Regions from separate parts of the Homo sapiens genome. Here region 1 is linked to region 2. Evidence: read pairs that join two places in POLR2A ChIA-PET (ENCODE). Cell type or tissue: MCF 10A. All regions are shown on one strand. Each heading gives the region's core, and the rest is flanking DNA. Links, peaks and the distances in the headings are about the cores only.

What was found. ChIA-PET counts read pairs that join two places held together with the same protein. Peaks named below come from ENCODE experiments on the same cell type or tissue, not always from the same donor. Only the 100,000 strongest peaks of a DNase experiment are listed, where the experiment ranks them.
Region 1: POLR2A ChIA-PET joins it to region 2 with 5 read pairs; 2 of 35 experiments call an interaction of 5 or more read pairs at or near these places.

The regions. Positions count from the first base shown.
Region 1 is chr7:41,389,236-41,393,638 of GRCh38, reverse strand. No RefSeq gene overlaps it. Among named protein-coding and RNA genes, the nearest start is that of LINC01449, 290 kb to the right of the region's middle. In MCF 10A, for the core only: no CTCF peak of the experiment used is centred there; no DNase peak of the experiment used is centred there.
Region 2 is chr7:41,114,361-41,118,763 of GRCh38, reverse strand. The region is part of intron 3 of LINC01449 (long intergenic non-protein coding RNA 1449); the gene reads right to left. LOC105375241 (a long non-coding RNA gene) reads left to right here. Exons shown (of 4, transcript XR_927190.1): 3 at 3,655-3,829. Among named protein-coding and RNA genes, the nearest start is that of LINC01449, 15 kb to the right of the region's middle. In MCF 10A, for the core only: no CTCF peak of the experiment used is centred there; a DNase peak (open chromatin) is centred at 1,783.

The sequences.
Region 1 (4,403 bases), core at 177-4,176, 270 kb before region 2:
GCCTCAGCCTCCGGAGTAGCTGGGATTACAGGATTGTACTAAAGCTCTTTTCAGAGGCAAATTCATGCCATTAATAGTATCATTAATAGAAATGAAATAATAAAATAAAGTAACTGAGAATGAAATTTAAGATATTTAAAAATATATAACAAAATAAATCTAGATCATATTGGAAATAGGAAATAATGAATAAAAAAGTACAATTCAGTGACATAGATAATAGAAAACCAATCAATTGACAAATCTAGGAACTAGTTCTTTAAAAAAGAAAAACAAGGCCAGGCGTGGTGGCTCAAGCCTGTAATCCCAGCACTTTGGGAGGCCGAGGCAGGTGGATCACGAGGTCAGGAGTTTGAGACAAGCCTGGCCAACATGGTGCAATCCCGTCTCTACTAAAAATACAAAAATTAGCTGGGCGTGGTGGCATGCACCTGTAGTCCCAGCTATCGGGAGGCTGACACAGGAGAGTCGCTTGAACCTGGGAGGTGGAGGTTGCAGTGAGCTGAGATCGTGGCACTGCACACCAGCCTGGGTGACAGAGAGAGACTCTGCCTCAAAAAAAAAAAAAAAAAAAAAAAAGAAAGAAAGAAAGAAAAAAGAAAAAGAAAAACAAAAAAGACACATCTTAGACAAATTAATGTGAGTAGACAAATTAATTTAACCAATGGAGTAAAAGAGGAAAACAAATGACAAGGAAGCATCCTTAATAATAAATAGAAAAGAATATATAATATAGATATGGGTAATAGTTTTTAAAAATACAATGTGAAGTTTATCACAATATATTTGAAAATTTTTTTGAAAGAATAAAATTATGGAAGGTCACACACACACACATACAAACATGAAGAAATAGACAACCTGTTAGGCTGATGGGCCAATAACAATGTAAAAGAAAAAAAACAGAAGAACTTGCCAAGAAATTATTTCCAAAAACAATGTCAGGTCCCAGCGGTTTCACAGGTATCCTCTTTCAGAATTTCAAGGAAGAGGTGATTCCCATGGTTTTTAACTGTTCCATGAAAAAAGTATGAGAAAGCTTTCCAATTCTTGGTGAACATAATTTATACTGAAAGCTGGGCACATACACTTCCAATAAAAATAACAACAATATGAACATGGATATAGCTACATTCGTAGTGAAGAAAATAACCAGAAATACAATTTAATAATAAATTAAATGAATTCCTCCCTATGACCAAATGGAGTTTATGCCAGAAAACAAGAATGCATGAACATTGTTCAATCATTAAGTCAAAAGAGAAAAACCTCATAATCATGAAGTTTAAAAATAACCATCTCTCTCTATGCATATATATATACATATACACACATACACACATACACATACACACACACACGAGAGATTAAATATCATGTTAATAGTACTTGAAAGTAGGTGCTTATCAGGAATTTGCATATTACAGTAAGCTTAAATCAAATCTACTAAAAATGGGAATGGTTAACACTTAGAAAGTAAAGCAAGGGATTATTCACAACATGTGAATAAAGTTTGTAATGACATCCCTTAAAAGCAAAGTGATGCTTTTACATTTTCTAGAGAGGACAGGTATTTTCAGGAAACCCCATCCCGCCTTTTGAATCACCTGATCATGTGACCCAGCCAGAGGAAAGGCCTCTGTCCCTGGGGAATGTTGACATTTTAGGAGGCCTGAGTGAATGACATTCTGAGGGGGGCCACCTGGTCCGCAGGAGGGGAGCTGAAGGAGCAGCAGAGGACCTGGAAGGGAAGTCCAAGAGACTGGTATTTCAGGTCTCCTTCCTCTCTTCTTGATGGCTGCTCAGCGTTATCTGTTTTATATATTGAGGTCCAACTTAAGATTCTGTTTAAAAAGTGAGGTCCCAATCCTAACTGCAAGAAATAAAAAAAAAACCAACTTTAAAATTACTCCTTAAATACTGAAATCAATGTGAGCATTAAGAAATAAAATAAAATTTGAAACAATCTTTTCCCATAACATTTGAAAAAGTGGGAGCTTTTTTGAGACTGTAAGCAGAAACACATCATGAAAACAGTTAAATATACAGAATTATTTTGGTGACTTATTTCAGCTCTTTATATTGTATGTGTGTTTGTGTGTGTGTGTGTGTGTGTCTTAGTCTTACTCTCTCTCTCACATGCACATAATCTCACATGGCTTGTGAAATGCCACCATGCCCTTAATATTAAGAATTGATTAGCGGTTGCCAGGGGTCATGGCGGGAGCTGAGATTGACTGCAAACAGGCAAAACAGAACTTTTGGGGTGATGGAAATATTTTATACACGGATTATGACAAGGGTGGCATAGCTATGAAAATTTACTAAAACTCATTGAACTGTAGATCTAAACTGGGTGAATTTTACAGTGTATAAATTGTACCTCAATATAACTGTTTCTTTTAAAAAAAGAATTGATGAAACATATAGTAATACTCCAATGCTGGTGTGTAACAGGGCACATTTGCTAACCATTCACATTCAAGGTCTTATTTTACAGCACCCGAACAGATACTTTGAAAGTTTGTCTAGAACCTTATATCTTTTTTGTTGTTGTTTTGTTTTGACAGAGCCTTGCTTTGTCACCCAGGCTGGAGTGCAGTGGCACAATCTCGGCTCACTGCAACCTCCATCTCCTGGGCTCAAGCAGTTCTCATGTCTCAGCCTCCCAAGTAGCGGGAATTACAGGCATGCACCACCATGCCCAACTAATTTTTGTATTTTTAGTAGAGACGGTGTTTCACCATGTTGGCCAGGCTGTTCTCAAACTCCTGGCCTAAAGTGATCCCCCTGCCTCAGCCGCCCAAAGTGCTGGGATGACAGGAGTGAGCCACTGCGCTAGTGAGCATTATATCTTCTCAGGGATACAATTAGCATGTCACTTTAAAGACTTAAAAGTCTTCTCATGCAATCTCACACTGGAAATAGAAGCAGGAATCTGATAATACCAAATCCCAATTACCAGGTTTCGACTCACCCTCCCTTTGTATAAGGCACTTATAGTGTCTTTCTAGTCATCTTTCTCAATCCAAATACTATCATATCTCCCCTGTTCTTCAGTGGCTTTTGTTGCCTAAAATTGCTTTCTATCCAAAGTCTTCAACACATTTTTCTTCTTTAAATATATAATATACATATACCATTTTACTCTGCCTTCCTCTTACTTTTTTAACCTTTTATTTTTTACTACTCCACTTCATGTGTTTTAAGCTCTAAATAAACTACATAATTTACAATTTTCTTTCCAAACCTTACACATGTGAGCAATATTTTGGAAAGAAACATGGAATCTTGAAGTTGGAAGTGACCAGTGAAATCTATTAGCATGGTCTTCCATGGAATACAGATACCCTGAGCATCCCCCGCTTTGCTGGGGAATATTTCTGGTTCCATGGAGCTCGCCACCTCTCTGGGAATCCATGGGCCTCCCCTTGTAAAGATCAAGAATGCAGGAAGACCAAAGAATAAAATATTGATGTCTCACTGTTGAATGAAAGAACTGATTCTCCGACTTGCCAAATGAAGCATTTTCAAACTAGAAGTTGGGGTTTAAAAAGCTCTAAAAAAAATTCAGTAGTCAGCAAAGCAACAAGTAGTGAAACTTTATGTGGAAAGTAAATTCTACTTTCCTGATAACTTAAGACCACTGATTTACCTTCAAATAATAATTTTCTGAAGCTTTTTCATTATGTGAATTAAGGGGAAATGGATTCTTTTAATATTCCATCCAAAAACCATTTGTTATGCTTCCCCATCCCTCAGTCTAAAACTGTTAAGATCAAGTCTCTTTTTTTGAAGACTTTAAGGAGGCAATTAAGTAGTGAGTTGAAGATTGTGCAGAATAAAGAACACTGGCAGACATGAATTTAATTCCACTGGACTCTGAATCTTGACCTAGTTATGTGATTTAAATTTTCTGAGCTTCAGTTTCCCCATCTGGAAAGTGGGAGGAGTAATGCCTTCCTGGAGCATTGTGGTGAAGATACTGACAATCTGTAGAAAGTATCTCACCATGCCCGATTCACTGTCCTGGCTAGGCGGTGTGATTTTCTACATCTTCCCAAGTTGAATCCTGGGTTCTCATCAACCAAGGCTCACTTTCCCAAGATGGTTCTTTCCACTTTTGTTAGTATGCCGTAAAATACAACACCAAACACTCCCCTCCTCCAGGATGTCCTCTCGCTAACCTCTCAATTATTGAAAACCCCCGCAGTCTTTCAAGGCCCACTTCAAGTGCTTTTTTCTGAGCACTTATCTACATGCTCCTAGACAAACAAGGTCCCAGGAGCTCAGAGGGGTACAACAAGCAGCAGTCTGAGGTGGAAGTAGGAGCCCACATCCTCCATCCATCCATCCATCCATCTATCCATCCAACCATCCATCCATCCATCCATCCATCCATC
Region 2 (4,403 bases), core at 201-4,200:
CGCTGGGATTACAGGCATGAGCTACTGCACTCAGCCAAAGCGACATTTTTTATTGCTGCCACTAGAGAAGGGAGTGCTGCTGGCATCTAGTGAGTGGAGGGCAGAGATGCTGCTAGTATAAAGTTACCATGGTTTAGTTTATTTTAAAGACAGCCTCAAAAGAAGCCCTGAACTAACACAGTATGAAGGCAGAGCTGCTCTCTGATGCAGAGATGGGGGCAAGGTGAAGTCAGATGCCCAAGTCCAGCTGACTGGAGCTCGTAGTGGCCCCTGAGGTGTCTCTGCCAAAAACTGCACTCCACAGAGCTCAGTGAGGAAAACCTGATGTAGTGCACATAAAATGTGGCTTTAAATCCTTTAGATCTACATTATAATCCCCTGCATTGACTGCCTACTAATTTCATCAATTTGGGTAAGTGATTTACTCTCACCAAGCCTTAATTTCCTCCTCTGAAAAGAGGGAACAATCATGCTCACTTCACAGGGTCATTGTGGTGCTAATAAAATGTAAAACTCCAAAACCAGCACCTAAGACACGGTGCTTAGTATTTGTTAATTAATTTATTTATCATTTGTTTATTTTTTTGAGATGAGTCTCACATTGTCGCCTGGGCTGGAGTGCAACGGCACGATCTCGGCTCACTGCAACCTCCGTCTCCGGGGTTCAAGTGATTCTCCTGCCTCAGCCTCCTAAGTAGCTGGGATTACAGGCCCACACCACCACACCCAGCTAATTTTTTGTATTTTTAGTAAAGACAGGGTTTCACTATGTTGGCCAGACTGGTCTCGAACTCCTGACCTCGTGATCCACCAGCCTCGGCCTCCCAAAGGGTGTTAATTTATTTTAAAATAAATTCTTGTCATCCTATGAATGTCAGAGTTGGCCCCAGTAATACTGACTGAAAGATCTTTAGTGTTTGAGGCTTATGACTATATATTGATTCATTAACACATTTAAACTATTATGAAAGACTTCATAGCAACATTATAAAAAGAAAAGGAAGACATTTCAAAATCCAGTATTTGCAGGACTAGTCACTTACCAAAACAACCCATGCATTTAATTAGCAATGATCTATAGCTTGTTTCTACAAAACATAGATGTGATTTATTATTGTACCGTAGGCATGCAGAGTAAGAATGCAAAGTTTATAGCAAGAGTAAGATATTAGACATCTATTGTTTTGCTTGCCTAGACTAGCATACAAGCTTCTGCTGGGAAATCCTTCCTCTATTTTAACTTTGGGGTTTACGTGGGAGCTTCTCTTGGTTTATAAATCCTTCCCCTTGACTACTATTTATGGTCACTGGGAAAAGATACCTATTCCAAACTGGAAAGGCATTGGTGTCACCCTCTAGCCTTTCCCTACAACCATTCATCAGTGATTGGAACAGGTATGAACTCCTGATCCAAAATGTACCAGCAGATCCCTTTCCTGGGATTTTTGAGCTTGGGATCAGAGGGAGAAAAAACAAGTCTTTGGTCTCTCTGGTGGTGAAATTGGAACATATAACCCAGCAGGTGGGTTTCCTGCAATCTGAAAAAATGAAACAGGAAGGAGAGATGTGGGCATGTGTGTATATTGTAGTGGAGGCTGAGGGTAGGGAAGAGAGACTCCTCTGTCCCAGGTACAGGGCTAAGGCCTGGCCATACATTCAGCAGAATCCCCCTCCTACCCTTTCGTTTCCCAACATATAGTTATGTGAGTCAAGAAATTCTTCCTTTGTGCTAACCTAGCTCTGTTTGGATTTCTACCACCTAAAACCATAAAAGTCTTGACTAATTCAAGTGGGTTGCAATAGTTGGAAAAAAATGCTGTGTCTCTGCAGGTGTCTAGCTGGAGGCTAATTATAGTGAGGGCTAAAAGAGTAAGACATTAGTCAGAAGAGCTGTAGTTCAAATCTAGACCACCAGCATTACAAGTTAGTTGTGGAAACTTAAAAAAGTTAATTAACTAAATAATCTATTTAAGTTTTAGGTTCTTCATCTGTGATTCAGTCAGGGTCCAGTTAGGAAACTGAAATCACTCAGGTTATTTTAATGGAGAGAATTTCATATAAAGAACTGTTAATTATGTATAGAAGAACTGAGAGAGTGAAAGGAGGATTCTAAGGTATCATGGAGGGCACAACCGCAAGAAAGAGCCACCACCCATAGGGCTGGGGAATTAAGGAAAGAAGCTGGAACTTTCAACCCTTAGAAGCTTGGAGAGGTAGCTCTGTGGTGTGGGAATCCAGGCCTACAAGAAGGCCCAGTGTATTGCTGGTGTCTCTGAGAAGAATTTCGTAAGCCTGATTCTGAGTTGGAAAAACTGCTAGCTAGATTCAGCTGCTGCTCCAGAAAGGCAACCTCACTGCTAGAGTGAAGAAGCATTGGAGCAAGAATCAGACAGGAACGAGCAAGTCCTTCTCCCTGCTCCAGCTCTACAGTCTCCCCCAGTCCTTGCACTGGCAGAGTCTAATATGGTACCCTCCGACCAGGCAGAAAAGTGGTTTTCAGAATCCCAGGCTCACTTTCCCAAAGCTGATAGCAGAAGGGTGAATTTGAAACTGAAAGACAACAGCTCGATAATTGGCACAATGTTTAAGGATAATGAAACATGCTTCACCAGGATTCGGGGAATGTAATTGACATAAGTCTAAAACCGTTACCTGAAAAGAAGCAATCATGAACATAATGTCCTCTCTTCTGATAAAATAAATAAATAAATAAATAAATAAATATTGGTCTCATAAGGTTGCTGGAGAAAATAGTAAGAGTGTCTAGGTGTTGCTCCTCACTGAGGAAGTAGAGATGAAACAAAATCAACTTCCTGAGCACTAGTATTTTCTTCCTAGTTATTCCCTGCAAATCAGATTTCTCTTCTCTTTCATCATTTGCTTTCTTAGAATGTCTTTATTATCAGCTTTTATCTATCCTTCAAAACCCAATACATATTATTTTCCCTCTGGGAGCATTTTTCTGAATGTTCTAGCCCAAAATGATTCTTCTGTCCTCTTAGCTCTTCGTATATTTACTATGCTTTTCTTTCTTTTTTCCAAATAATGGTGAAATGTAATATGCCTAGGGTTCATAGATGAGCCTGGATCTCTCAGAATTAGAGAAACTTTTCAGATCCCTAATTCAGTTATGTGAAGGAATCAGTAAGAAAAAAATGATGGCTGAGCAGAAGGGCCAGCCATACAGTCTGCATCACAGTGGGATTAGGAAGTAAAGCTGAAGTAGCACACTCTCACGGATACCCAGCCCCCTGTCCACCTCCAAGCTCAGGGATAGGACAGTAATAAACTATCTTCCATTTCTAACTGTTTGTGAGGAACCTAAGAATATCCTGCTTATCTAAATTTGTATTAGTTCTAAAATTGAGCCTGTTTATGTCTGAATGAGGCTATGCTTGGCTATCGTTATGGGCTGCCGGGGATTGACTAAATTTGACATTGCTTAGATTAAACAATGCTTTGTATCCTCATGGGTCTCTACCTAGTTCTTTGATGAGTGAGTGTGCAGAAGAATTATATTCATTCTTTCCTGTGAAGATGTGCCTTCCCTACAGACTGAGACGGGCACTTTTCCAATCTTTTACCAGCTCTGTCCCAGGATTGCTCTTAGAGTTTTCTCTGGATCCAAATCTGAGACATTATCTCATTGTACAGAATTTCCACAATTCACAATGGGCCATCATCAGTGAAGACCATGGTGGAACCCAGAAACTATATGGGTGAGCAAAACGTTCTACAGATGAACACTGCATTCTTCCTGGAATAAACCCTTCTCATTTAAAGATTTCCTGTGACAGGTGATAACAATCTTCTCCAATTACTTGTAAAAGTAAGTTGACAGTACAAAATTTCTTTTGAAGGCACTCTATTAAGTACATTTCAAACAATGTTTACTGTCAAGCCAGGAATTCATGCCAGACAGGTAAAATCACTTTCCTTTATAAACCTATTATTAGCATCAGATAGACAATCGGGTCTGCAGAAAGAGTTTTCATTAACATTCACACATTACCAAGGGTCAAATATTTCATCTTTTGGTCCTTTCATATATAATCCCAATGAAAAATATAGGTATTATTTATTACTCTGTATACGAAGTCCTATGCTAATTGGTTTATACATGTATTTGACACTGAGATAAAATACTTACCTTGGGTGGAATCCATGGCCTTTGCTAATTTTTAGGCCATGTTCTTTATGCAAATGTGCTTACTTTATTAGTTTTGCTAGAAATGCTTACTGAATGTGATGATTTCCTCTTGGTTCCTTGCTTTCTCCTTTCTAGGCAAGCAATAAGTAGTGAAATGAGGAAAGATGGTTTCAAAACATACAAAACCTGTTCCTTGTGTAGATACAGCTTAAAGAATATAAACAGATGGATTTCTCCCACAGGACAGGTCATC